2 separate regions of the Mus musculus genome follow, and region 1 is linked to region 2. The links are chromatin contacts, found by Hi-C or POLR2A ChIA-PET in ENCODE. All regions are on one chromosome and are shown on one strand. Each heading gives the region's core, a stretch centred on a gene start or an enhancer-like site at or near the end of the contact. The rest is flanking DNA. Distances are from core to core; before and after follow the strand shown. Region 1 holds the start of Golga3 (golgi autoantigen, golgin subfamily a, 3). Region 2 holds the start of Chfr (checkpoint with forkhead and ring finger domains).

Region 1 (6,992 bases), core at 1,079-3,578, 41 kb before region 2:
CAATCTGTTTGTTTTGGGTTGGGATTTAAGGCTCAATATATGGCCCAGGATAGTCTCCAACTCATGGTGACTCTCCTGCTTCCACCTCTGAATGCTAGCCTTATAGTCATGTACCACTTCACGCAGTTTATAGTTTTATTTTTAACCATTTTTCCTCCCATTTCTGGATGGCAAAGCAAAGCTATCACTGAGGAATTCCCAAGATATACCTAACTTTAGCAGTTCACCCAGATTTTGCATTAAGAGACCATCTAAGGTGCAACAGGCTTCCAGCTTTCCCAGCAGTTCACAAACAGGATCCACAAACAACAGCTACCCCATTACTGAGGTTATCATCAACTAGACAGGACGCACAGGCAAAGATAAAACAGGGCTGGCTTCCTGAAGATGTCTGGTTGGTGCTGCACTATTGAACAACAGCAAACAGCATTCTATGTAAGTGAAAACCAAAGGCCAGCCTCAGGTACAGCAAGGACATAATTCACATGCTTTGAGTTAAACACGTTTGCCTCAAATCCTGTTTTTCCATTTGGCTGTAAGACCTTGTTAGGTAGATTTCTGAGCCACTCTTAGCTTATTTCCTCATCAATAAAAACACAGAGAAAATAAAGCCGGGCATGGTGGATCACGCCTTTAATCCCAGCACTCGGGAGGCAGAGGCAGGTGGATTTCTGAGTTCGAGGCCAGCCTGGTCTACAGAGTGAGTTCCAGGACAGCCAGGGCTATACAGAGAAACCCTGTCTCGAAAAACAAAACAAAACAAAACACAGAGAAAATAAATACAAAAATTTTGCTAGGATTGACTACAATAAGATATAGGGTCTCTGCTAAACAAGTGTAATTAATTCTCCTTTCAACAGCTGTTGAAAGAGCCAAATTGCAGTTATATTCTCACTTGAGAGAGAAAAAAAAAAAACACTACTTAAAGCAATTGGCCAAAACCCAGCTATTTTTAAATCTGAGCAACTTTCATTTCTTCTGTTTCCTTTCTTTTATAAGAAATAGGGAAGAAACAAGATTTTCCAGATTTGTGTCTGTGTTCATACGCACAGTTGTGTGGAGGGCAGAGGACAACTGAAGAGTGGATGCTTTCCTTCCACCACAGGGCTCCCAGGGAACTCAGGTCATCAGACTCTATAACATTCAACCACTCAGAAGTCTTTCCGATCTGCTTTTGGATTTTTTAGACAGAATATTGCTATGTAGCATGGGCCTCAAGCTGGCTGAGGTCTTCCTGTCTTGACTTCCCAAGAGCTGGTATAACAGACATGTGCCACCCTATCCAGGCTTTTCCTTTTCTTTCCATTCAAGGTACACTGTATCTGAGTCATTAACGGACTATAAAAGTCAGGCGGCATTTGTAAATGGTTTACAGTGTCCTACTGACAATAAAATACAAACTTCTTAGCCTCGACCGGAGACCACTTTAATTGGGTTCCTACTTATGTCTGTACCCCTCACATGCTGTGTCTTTTTTCATTATCTGGCTATATCATGCATCCAGAAGTACAACTGACTCTCCATAGGGTCTCTACACTTCTTGTTCACTTTTCTTGAGACATTCCTCTCAATAATTTTGCACAAACGATTCTTGTCATGGAGGCCTGTCTTGACTCAAAGGTAAACTCTTCCGAAGGTTGCACAAACCTAATCCTCTCAACTGTTTTGAGTTGTCAGTATACCTCCACCAGAAAGTGATGAAAACAGAGACCAAAACACTACTGTATCCTGGGACCTTTTACAAACAGGGCCTCTTTTTCTATAAACATTCAGTAAGCGCCCGTGGGAAGGTGGTAAGCTGTTCGCCTAGCTCTCTCTGGTCACTGACTCCACTGACCATGTTCAGCAAACACCTCTGAGCACCAGAATCAAAACAACCTAAGTCCCCCACGCACTGTACGACTTGCCACCATGTCACGTTCGTCATCAACTGCAAAAGGAGCAGACTTCAAACACGCTGACCCAACCAAGCAGCAGTAGCAACGCTCTCAGGGCAGACCGCATTCCGTGGGTGCAGAAGCAGTCTCTGCATTTACTGACAACCCAGCTGCGAGGCAGGTTTCCAACCCCACGGAGTAAAAGCAAAAACTGACTTGAGCTGACCGCGGCTGACCCAAAGTCTGCGCGACCCTCACCGGACTCTGCATCCGCCTTGCCCCTGTACGCCTCTCTGGGCGCGGCCAGGGTTGCCCCAACAGTTCCTCCACGGTCCTCTGCCACAAGGTCCCGACCCTCCTCAGTAATAGCCCCCAAAACCCTCACCGGTTCCGGCCCAACCCTGCGGCTCCGGTAGGACGTGGCTGTGCAAGGGGCGGGGCGCAACAGGGTACCAGTCTCGGGCAACCCCCCGGAAACAAACGGTCCGCGAGGTCTTCGTTCCGGAAGAGAGGCTGCCCTCAGCGGCCAGTAGCCACTTTCAAATTGGGGTTGGTATGGATCTCCGGACAGATTGAGATATCCTTCAGAAAGTGGACTTAAAATTTTGTGTGCCTTCCCTTCAGAGGAACAACTTCCAGCCTAAGAGACGAAATCAGGACAACCCTCCCCCCCCCCCCAAAAAAAGAAAAACGCTTCCGGTGGTAGTGACGTTGGACTCGCCACGCTCCCGCCCCTCGCGGCCTTCTGACTGGTGGGTATGACGATCCACGTGGCCACGCCCCCGGGGCGTGGCTTCCCCGCCAGACACCGCCTCCACCACAGTTCTGACAACTTGTTCCTAAGTGTTTGTCAGTCTTGTTTGTATTATTGCCAGTGTTATACATGGCCGGACACTGCGCCACGCGACTGCATTGCCAGCCACGAGGAAGTCTGACAAGTATCACAAGCTCGAGGACTGACTGGACTATAAAGTGGGACTTGTCTTAAAAGGTAAAAAGACGTCTGCGGTGTAGTTCAGAACTCTTGGGTTCAGTCTCTAGTATGTGAAGATAGGAAAGGAGAGGAAGTTCTCACAACACAATATTAAACTATTGCCACTGCTACATGGGGAAAATGCTAAGTATACATTTTGTTTTCAGTGCTCGAGATTGTATCCTGGGCCTTGAACATGTCTAGTAACCTCCCCACCTCCAAGCTACATTTCCAACCCCAAATAAAAATGACCAAAGCTTTACAAAGATATAATTTACATGCTGTAAAGTTTGCTCCTGTTTACGATTTTATCATTATTTCTGTTTCTGAGTGTCCTTGCCTGTACATTTCATACCAATAGGGTTCATATACTGTATAGCTTTGAGTTCTTTTTCAAATTGTATCCATGTTGTACATCTTTTAGTGCTTCGTTCTTATTGCTAATATCCTATTGTTTGGATATTTCCCTTTTGTTTCTGCTCATCAGTCAATGAACAAATTTGAAGGGTCTTGAGGTAGACAAAAGGACTGACAGGGTCCCAGCTTTATATGTCCAGGGGTTGATGGGGGAACCTGCTGTATCTACTGAGGACTGTTGTGTGCCAAGGACTTTGCCAGATGCTGTCTGCTTTCAGGAAACTTACTTCTTGGAGGGAAATAGTAAAAAACAGACATACAAGAGAGTAGATGATGTCAGAGCTGAATAAAGAGACAGGTGGGTAGACATTCTGCAATCTTATGGATTATTGAGAAAGGACCTCTCTGAACCTGGTGAGTGGCTCAGCAAGCAAGGTCACTTGCAGCATAAGACTGGCAATTTGAAGCTTATATAGTGGTGGAAGAAGTGAACCAACTCTACAAGTTGGCCTCTAATCTCAACGTGTGCACTTTAATACACTCACCATATATATTTACACATATCACATACATACACAATAATAATTTTTTAAAAAAAATGTAGAGACATCTCATCAATCTGAGTCAATTTCTAAAGAAAACATAGCTGTGGAAAGATGCTTCAAACCTGCCCGAGAGGTTTGAGCATGATGAAGATCTAGGAGAGTGTTAAATACGAGTAGCACGAGGAGGGGAGATCGGTGTGAGCCTAGAGAATGGCCACATAGGGTCTGTGACAATGGAAAGGCAGATCTTTCAAAGATGTCAAAGGCTACAGTGATCAGAGTTAAGTACTGGCTCAGGCACAAACTCTGGCTGTGGGAACAGAGCTCATTCTTGTCACGTAGAATGCAGTTGCTCTTCGAGAGAAGAAGGATGATGCCTGGGTTTTGACCCGAGTCACAAGGTCATAAAATTTTCTGAGATGCTGAAGACCATGAAGGCGGGCTTTCATGGTATGTGTGGGTGGTGTGACAGCATCTACTTTGGAGTTTCAAGAAACTTTGAGATGTCAGAAAGACAAGTCATACACTATCCAGTCACAGGCATAAGGATATTGCATACTTCAGGGAGCTTCTGGAGTCTGTTACTCTCAGAGAGGACAATCTTTTGTGCAGTGTACGGAAGCTTCACCTGTCAATAAAAGATTGATAGCCTATGAGCTTAGGCAGGAAATAGGGAGGTGGAAGTTCCTGTAAAGAGAGAGGATCTGGAAGAGAGTCTAAGGCTTGGGAGAAATTTTCCTGGAACTCTTGATGATTGTCTCATGAACCCTGAGGAGAGATAAACAAGCCATGTCACAGGACTTGGAATAGAACAAATGGGTTAAGTTATGAGTTAGTTGGGGAACAGGTCCAAGCTTTTGGTCTAGGCATTTATTCATATATAACTCAGTCTCAGTTGTGATTTTGGGGAACTTGAGCGCCGGGTGAAAAGGCCCGTGGTAACAGTAGACTAGGAAGTGTTTTAAGTCCCAGTGTTTATTCCCTTTGACTTTAATATAAGCTACGGGGCTATATGTTCTGTGACATTTACACTAATGTCTGTTTAATGGTCCAAAGTGCTCAGGAGCAGGAGGTAGTCCTGCTATAGATCACCTGAGCTTACTTCATGTGGCTAAGTATATCTGTTGAGTCTGTAAGACTGGCCTCTCCTACTTTATGGGCCTAGCTTGAGGAATTCTCATTTCTTGAGGAGAAACCCAGCCCATTTATACAGCCCTGACAGTGTATAAACATTAACTGGTGTGCATACAAAATTTGAGGGGAGCCAGAGAAAAGACGAAGCCAGAGAACCCTCAGGGGTTCCTCCATCAACCCCCACTTGGAGTTGGGTCCACACTGGACTTCTGTGGTTTTTTGTTTTGTTTTGTTTGTTTTTTGATTTTTCGAGACAAGGTTTCTCTGTGTAGCCCTGGCTGTCCTGGAACTCACTTTGTAGACCAGGCTGGCCTCGAACTCAGAAATTCGCCTGCCTCTGCCTCCGGAGGGCTGGGACTAAAGGCATGCGCCACCACGCCCGGCTGGTGTTCTTTTTACTAAGTTTCAGTTTCCTACTTCTGAGCTTCTGGTGGCAACTTTATGGGTCTGTTACCTGGGCCCCACTAGAGCCATGTGAGGCCATCCTGGTTACCACTCTCTCTTAGGCTGCCAGACCAACGCAGGGTAAGCTGTCAGCAGGGTCCCCTCAACTAGCAGAAACCCACTTTGAACTCCCAGCTACACCTCTGAGTTAGCTGTCTTTGAGACAAACACCAGTTCCAGGGTAGGGAAGCCTGCTACAATACTGGTCTGACCATTCCCTATCACCCCTCACCTACAGTATCAAGTAACTAAGATGAGTAAGACTGAAGATTGAATCAGCGTTTTGTAATTGGAAGTAGGGGCTCCTTTGTTTTAAGCCAGTTTTCTCAGTTGTCATTGGGTGTCTGGCCTAATGAAGTTGTACTGGGGGCAGCCTGGTTCCTTGAGCACCCCCATGACCCTTTTCTGGCTTGTGCTTGGAATCGTACAGGGGCAGGAAGGGGTCCTTCTGATAGCAAAAGGAATGACACAACAACTGGCAAGGCAGAGATGCAGGCCAAGCTGACCACAAGGATCAAGAGCTACAGAGAAAACAGGCTGTGTCAATTCTGTGAGGAACCCTGCACACCCTACAGGTGATAACAGGCAGCAAGGCAACTCCAGATTATTGGCTTTTTTGGGCAGAGTGGTTCAACTTCATTATCGGCTTGACTGGATTTGAGGTCACCTAGGAGACACAGGTCTGGGTGTGTCTGAGGTTGTTTAACTGAGGAGAACAACCCAAAGTGTAGGCTGCACCACCCCTGGGCTGGATCCTCAACAGGAACAGAATACAGAGAAGGGGGAGCCACAGCGTTCATTTCTCTCTGCTTTCTGACTGCAGAGTCAATGTGACGGGTCACTTGCAGCTTCACATGCCTTTCCCACAACCATGGACTAAACTTTCCAACTAGAAACCAAAATAAGCCCTTTCTTATCTCACATACCAACAAGTCACTAATGGGGAATCTAGAGAAAGGAAGCTATAAAGAACTGCCTGGGTCCCACAAACCTGCTCAAATTCTACCCAGGAATGTTCGCCAGGGCTCAAAGCTCCCTTATGCTAGAGCCGGACATGTTCTTTCTGCCATGTGTTCATCAGAAATTCTGTGGAATCCCTTCAGCCCCTCTGAGGTGACTCTTGGACATTATGCTTTTTTCTTTCTTTCTTTCTTTCTTTCTTTCTTTCTTTCTTTCTTTCTTTCTTTCTTTCTTTCTTTCTTTCTTTCTTTCTTTTTTTTTGAGACAGGGTTTCTCTGTGTAGCTCTGGCTGTCCTGGAACTCACTCTGTAGACCAGGCTGGCCTCAAAGACATTATGCTTTCTTTTTTTTTTTTTTTTTTTTTGGTTTTCCGAGACAGGGTTTCTCTATGTAGTCCTGGCTGTCCTGGAACTCACTTTGTATTATAGACCAGGCTGGCCTCGAACTCAGAAATCCGCCTGCCTCTGCCTCCGGAGTGCTGGGAATAAAGGCATGCGCCACCACGCCCGGCTGACATTATGCTTTCTTAAAGATCTGGGGATTAAGTGATTCCCAAAAGCTTGATGCCCTGGCGCTGCTGCCCCAGGTGCTTTCCTTTGTTTCCTGTGGACCTGCGTACAGGGCCAGGGGTTAAATACCAAGCACCAGAGTTTAAGGTGTAGTTAACACATTCAACACTGCCCAGGTCTGAAAATAAAGACA
Region 2 (6,458 bases), core at 3,898-6,397:
TTCACTGGGAAACAAGCCACTCTCCAGGGTAGGGCACATGCCCATCAGTGGAAGCCACAGAAAATGAACTCAGTGTTTTTGTTGTCATTTTTGAAGGTTCCTTGCCTCAAAATGTTGTGTCAGGCCTTTTTTAAAAATTCAATTTTTACTTTTCATTTTTAATTTATTTACTTTTACCCTACATGCCTTTTACATATATATCATGGTTTCTGATTCTGTGCTTTTATGGGACTCCTGAGTGTGTGAATGACTATGTCGCTCTGTCTGTATCTTTGTCCTGTGTTTTTTCTCGGGCTCTCTTCCTTTATCTGTTTTGCCTATGACTGTTTGTTTTCTAATGAGACAGATTAGATGTGGCTTCAGATGGGAGGGAGGTAAAGAGGAACCGGGAGAAGTACAGGCTGAGAAAACCATAAGCAGGAGAAAAAAGAAAAAAACAAGCGATATATTTTAAACCTTGTTTTTGAGACATATAACGCACTGCCAGCTCCCTACCTCCCTAACGAGAAGACAAAGCGCTCACCTGGTGTCTTCCAGTGTCACCTCACCAGATATTTCATCCACTGTAAGTTTACAGTGATCTCCAGAGACCAGTTTATTGCTGGGGAAAGAGAGGTCACAGCCTAAAACAGATGGCAAGAAGACACTGGACATTACTGTGGGTTCATTATTGCTTTTCCAGTCGGTGACCAACTGTGCCCGTGGACACGAGCAACATTTGAATACTGAAGTGTTAGCCTGAAGTAAAGGGATAGAAGTTTGCCCCAACCTTCTTCACCCCAGTCACCTGGGAGATCTCATCGTATCAGCAGCTTTGTCACGATAGTTTATCTCACAAACGGCTCAACAGATAACAGTATCTAAATTGTAAAACAAACAAACAAAAAAACTAAACTAAAAGGGCTTAATTAATTTTTTTAATATTTTAAAATAATTCTTAAGTTTTTCCTCTATGGAGATTTGGGTTACATAAATCATAAAACTGAAGTAAGGACAAACACAGAAAATATGGCTAAGTAAAGTACCATAGGGCATATATGAGAAAATATAAAACAGAAAAGAATCTTTATTAAATGCAAAGTGGAAAATACTAAAAAGAAATTAGTGCTTTCTTTAAATTATGGAAGTATATGTGCTGACAGACTGCACCACTAGAGCTCCTGTCTTTTAATGAAAATAACAGCTAGGCAAGAATCTCATACTGAGGTACCCCAGGCTAAGGTAGCTTGAGGCTAGCCTGGGCTATATATCATAAGACTGTCTCAAAATAAGGGTAAGGGGACACTACGTTCCACATGCGATCACAGCCTTATTCTGTTTGGACCTATGTTTGACTTCATCACTGACCTATGGATGTAGCTGTGTTTGGCTACTTTGTGGGCTCTTCTTTGTTCCACCCTTTCAACCCCCTAATGATAGATAAGAGAGGAAAAAAAAGATACAGAAGAGAGGGACTGGCATTATCTTTAAACTATTTCCTGCTCATTAGGGGCATCCAGTTCCTTGAGGCAAATTTGATCTTTGCCATCAGGATATCTAATTTTCTCTTCTTGTTTCTTCTTTGGACACAACCACTTAACAAACTACGAACAACAACAACCAACCAACAACCAACAACCCACCCTGCCTCTTAGGACCCTACCACTCATATACCCTTTGAAAATTCCCCAGAATTCAAACCAAATGTCACACAATTGTAGAAACTATTTGCCACTGGCAAAATCAGACTCCTGCCAGAGCATGAAGCAAATCATGGTCAGCTGCTGTGGACAGTCTGAAGCAGCTCCACATCTCCATACTATATTCTTACAATATTCCTGTTTTCTAAAGAATCAAAAATTCCAAAATTGCCACTGTATATATGTTGGTGGATCAGAAGACACAGCATTTCCCCCTCCTTGAACCACCAACTTTATTGGCAGGAAAGGGAATGAGCCAAGGCCAGGATCCCTCCCTTCATTTACCAGATGAAGCTCTCTGTAAGAAAAAAAGTCTAGATATCTAATAGCTCAGAGAACCTGGGGATGAGTGTTTGGACAGTAACCAGGCTGCATAGTTGGCTATCCTCCCCCAGCCACTAGCTGATGTCCACGAGTTGCTGGCACTCCAGCATACATGGTACCCAGATAGGCTTAGATGCAGCTGATCATTGCCTAGGTTTGTGCCAACTGGGCTCTATAACTGGTCTCTAAAGTGGACTCCTCTGTTAGCATGCCTTCCAGGAATGCTTGCATGTCAAGCTACAATGGAAGCTGTATTTCAGGACTGTAAAGGATATGTTGTAGGTCCATAACCTAAGACTTGCTTGTGTAGAGTTAAGTTACTCCATGTGGTGACCACCTGAGAGTCCAGCTCCTCAGTTTGATTCAGTGTCAGCTACTCACCAGTTCTTCTCTGCCACAATCTCATACTGTCTTGTCTTTTTTAAGATCACGTATAGGTCAATGCCCAAGGCGAAATACACGTCACGTCCCTGCCAGTCTGTGCAGATGCTTTGTGATTCTGCAGGCACATCGGCTTTTCTTCAAGGTTTATAACCTACATCTCCAGGTTGTTCACGGTCAGTTAAGTGATACTGGTTTTCAGACTTAGACACAGGGTCTGTTCTGATACATCAAACACCGATTCAGACATCACCAGCAGCTAGATGGGTATTACCCATCTGTGCTCAAATCTAGAGCTGCCAATAAAGGCAGCAAGAATCTTGTTCTAAAGCCCTCCATGGTCTTGCAGTAGTGGTTGATGGGTCACAGAAGGCCTCAAGCCCCTGCTACTATTATTAGCCTTCTGCTCACTCTGGTCTGACAGTCACTGAGTTTCTACATAGTGATCTTTGCATTCCCTGCCAATAGCTCAACAGACCCAGCCAACACGCAGACACAACTTAGGCACCAAAGAAGAAGATGAGTACATGAAAAGGTAAGACACAGACATGGCCCAGCTAGGGAAGGCCCCATGGATGCTGGGTTCACAGGTTCTACCCAGGCCCCTGAAAGAGGAAGTAACTGACAACTAGTGGAAGCTGTAGAAAGTCATGGTGAGGGTATCTGCCAGTGACACTGGCTTGAGGAGACAGAAAAAAGCAGGAGTTAGAAGATTCTGTGCTGTGGTGGCGCACGCCTTTAATCCCAGCACTTGAGAGGCAGAAGCAGGCAGATCTCTATGACTTTGAGGCCAGCATGGTCTACAAAGGAAGTTCCAAGACAGCCAGGGCTGTTATACAGGAAAACCTTGCCTCAAAAAACCAAAAAAGAAAAAAAGTAAGAAAAAAAAAAAAAAAAAGACACTACTTTTCTTCTCCTCTGGCATTCAAAGTCAATTCCATTTAAAATCCCGTAAAACTTTTAGTGTGAAGATCAGAGAACAACCTCCAGGGGTTAGTTTTAGCCTTCCACATAGTATCAGCAAACTAGTGCAGTGACCTTTACATTGTTAGTGAAAGTAATTATTAAAAGCATTTCTATTAGAAAGCAGGTTTTTGTTTTTTGTTTTAACATGCAATGCAGTGTCTTGATATGTGTATTATGGTGAGAGGCTCTCTAATGTATGTGTATGCATGTGCACATGATCATGTTTGCAGAGGCAGACAGGGTCTCTCAATGAGAGCCTAGAGCTCAAGAAGTCTGCAAAAGTAGTCCCAGCAAGCAAACGTGGCTCCTTCTGTCTCTGCCTCCTCACAACTAGGACTAGTCATGTACCACCACACTTAGTTTTTTACATAGGCTCTGGGGATTTGAACTCAGGTCCTCAAGCACTTTACCATCTAAGCTCTCTCCGAGTCCAAAGCTAGGTTACACACAAGCAGTTCATGTAAGATTTTATCAATCCTCCTAGCAAAATAAGGTGGACACAAGTTATAGAAATCTATGTCCTAATCCCAGCACTCGGGAGGCACAGGCAGGTGGATTTCTGAGCTTGAGGCCAGCCTGGTCTACAGAGTGAGTTCCAGGACAGCCAAGGCTATACATAGAAACCCTGCCTCATAACCGCCCCCCCAAAAAAAACAAAAACAAAAACAAACGAAAAAAAGAAATGTATGTCCTTGACCCAAAGCAATCGATGTTGGGATCTGTGTATAACTTTGTTCAAATTCTCAGTTTCCTAAGTTCATTAAATAAATTATTCTATTTCCTGGGACTTTGAGATCTTTTCAAATAGAAACCCTGCCATTATAAGTTGCCCTCAGAGCACTGGTTTAACAGTGTCCTAGTCTTCCAGCATATTCTTTGTTCTCATTTGTCACAAAACATTTTTTCTAAAGTCCCTGTGGTTTATTTTTTTTCACCCGTCAACCTTTTAACAGTGGTGTCAAATTTCTACATACCTTTTTTCAGTTTTCCTTTTGTTAATAATTTCTAATTGCATTTCATTGAGAAAGAGAAGTGTACAGTAATGAGGACAAGATCGTATTTCGAAGGATATATTTACAGATCTATTTCACAAAGTTGTACTGAGAACTGACTGATATCCATCATCAAGCATCCAGAAGAGCAACTGCACAAATAAATAAGCCCATTTTATGGGGGGGGGGGGGGGTTGAAAAACAGTGCACACACACACACCCCCCGAATTCCAGTAGCTTCTGTATCGCCAGCCGGGTACTTTTCCCACTTCAAACCCCCTGTCGGTTTCCCCATCTAAACCCACTCTGACTAGGTCTTCGATCCTGTTCTAGGCCCTCGGTCTCCTCTCAGTTGGGTACCCACTTTAGGTCCCTATGCTTCATCCCTGTCTACCCCTTTAGCCTTTATCCTCGTCCTCACTCCACTCTGGCCACCGCACCTCTCCTCCTTCCGATGGTCCACTCGCGTTTCCAAAGAAGGATCTGGGGTTCGTCCTCCTCTGCGCCTAGACGAAGAAGCCTCCCCCAGGGTTCCTGCGGCGGCGGCGGCTGCTCTTCCCCGTGTAGCTCCATAGGACTCACATCTACAGAGACCCAGAAACGCCGGCTCAGGGACTACTTAAAAAACGCTCAGCACCGCTGCTATAGCCTGGCCGCCGCCTGCCTCCCCAGCCAGGACCCCACCCGCCGGCCAGCTTACCCCACGCCCTGCGCGGATCCCGGAACCGGCCTTACAGTCGCCGCCACCGCTGTCAACAGACATCTCGGGTACCCCAGCTGATCCACGGGAGGCGAGGGGGAGGGGAGCAGAGCGGTACGCCCTGTGATTGGCTGGCGGCCGTGCCCACCGAGAGCGACGGCTAGAGCGGTGCCAGAAAAGGCTATCCGGAGGGGGCGGGGCGGAGCGATCGGAGCCTGCGCAGATGAGAGAATGTGCACCTTGTTGCCATCTTTGATGCTGGCAGGCAGGCGCACTTACCTTCCTGCAAAAGCACGGAAGTAGCTGTGGAGGGCACCATGTTAGATTCGGGCCAAAAAAAAAAAAAGACCGAGTAACTTATAGATCGGAAGGTCCTTAAAACCTCACTTGTAATTCCGAGATAAGGTGCTATTTTCACACGTCAGATTACAAAATGTGAAAGCTTGGTACAGTGGGCCAGCCCTTCGCAAGGAGCATAATTTAAGATGTCAATTAGAATAGAAACAGGTAACTCGTCTCTGAGGGCTGATTTGCGGTATCTTTAAATCCTGTTTCTTAGGATCTTGTGTCATTCCCGAGTTGTATGCTACAAGCATGTTGGTGACCCCCCGGTGAGAGAGAAACACTGGCAAAAACAATGCCCTGGAAGAAAGTCACTGAAGACAGAGAAGCAAAGTCCACACACAGTGGTTCTTGAGCAGCTCGGAGTAATGTCTTTGCTGGTGAACAGCTTCAAAAAAGTATTAAACATCTGTTTGTTTGTTTGTTTGTTTGTTTGTTTGTTTTGTAAAAAGAAAACACATACACAGACACATTTGTAAATATATGTGGAAATGCGTCTTTGCCTATGTCTACAAAGATTTACTCAAATACTTTTGAAAGGATATAAAAGTAGCAGTGGCTGCCTCCGGGAACATGGATTTGTACCGGTCTGAAAATCGCCGAAGAAGACCCCAGACATAGATAATATGCAAAGACAAAGAGCGTTTATTCTGAAGAAACAAGCAGTATGTGGGTCACATTTTTTGAAATGGTGTCCGCAGTCAAGGGTGTGTGGGCCTTCTTATTGGGGGGTGGATATTAGGTAATCTCTAATGTGATTGGCTGGGCCACTGTTCACATTTGGGAACTGAACTGTGACCCTCACCCCCACCCCCCAGTTAAGATTATATAGAGTTTTTAAGCCTAAAATCCACAAACATCTGTGCTAAATTATTCCACCAATCAGGATTTAGGGATAGAGGGTTTACTTAGGAACTTGTCTTTGTTGTATATGTACCCTGCTCCCATTGATCTGGGTACTCAACTTGCAGGGACTTGACTTACCTAACATTCATGTCCTAACTTGTCACAGTACCCATGTACATATTTCTTTCTGCCAAGTAGGATGTCAATTCCCAATAGGCCTTAGGAACT

What was found. A loop is a pair of places that touch in the nucleus more often than their neighbours do. ChIA-PET counts read pairs that join two places held with the same protein, here RNA polymerase II (POLR2A).
Region 1: a map of heart shows a loop between it and region 2 (7-fold over the local background). The contact joins the promoter of Golga3 here to the promoter of Chfr in region 2. A Hi-C loop is called at or near these places in 7 of 37 maps with a recorded cell type or tissue (gastrocnemius, heart, left cerebral cortex and 1 more). POLR2A ChIA-PET finds 5 or more read pairs at or near these places in 1 of 5 experiments (Patski).

Annotation. Positions count from the first base shown.
Region 1 is chr5:110,172,193-110,179,184 of GRCm38, reverse strand. It overlaps Golga3 (golgi autoantigen, golgin subfamily a, 3), which reads right to left and starts at 2,328. Exons shown (of 24, transcript NM_001347389.2): 1 at 2,263-2,328. Gm15787 (predicted gene 15787) reads left to right here and starts at 2,681. Exons shown (of 3, transcript NR_040431.1): 1 at 2,681-2,868.
Region 2 is chr5:110,134,519-110,140,976 of GRCm38, reverse strand. It overlaps Chfr (checkpoint with forkhead and ring finger domains), which reads right to left and starts at 5,147. Exons shown (of 18, transcript NM_001289577.1): 1 at 5,043-5,147; 2 at 4,783-4,926; 3 at 524-623. The coding sequence starts at 4,915.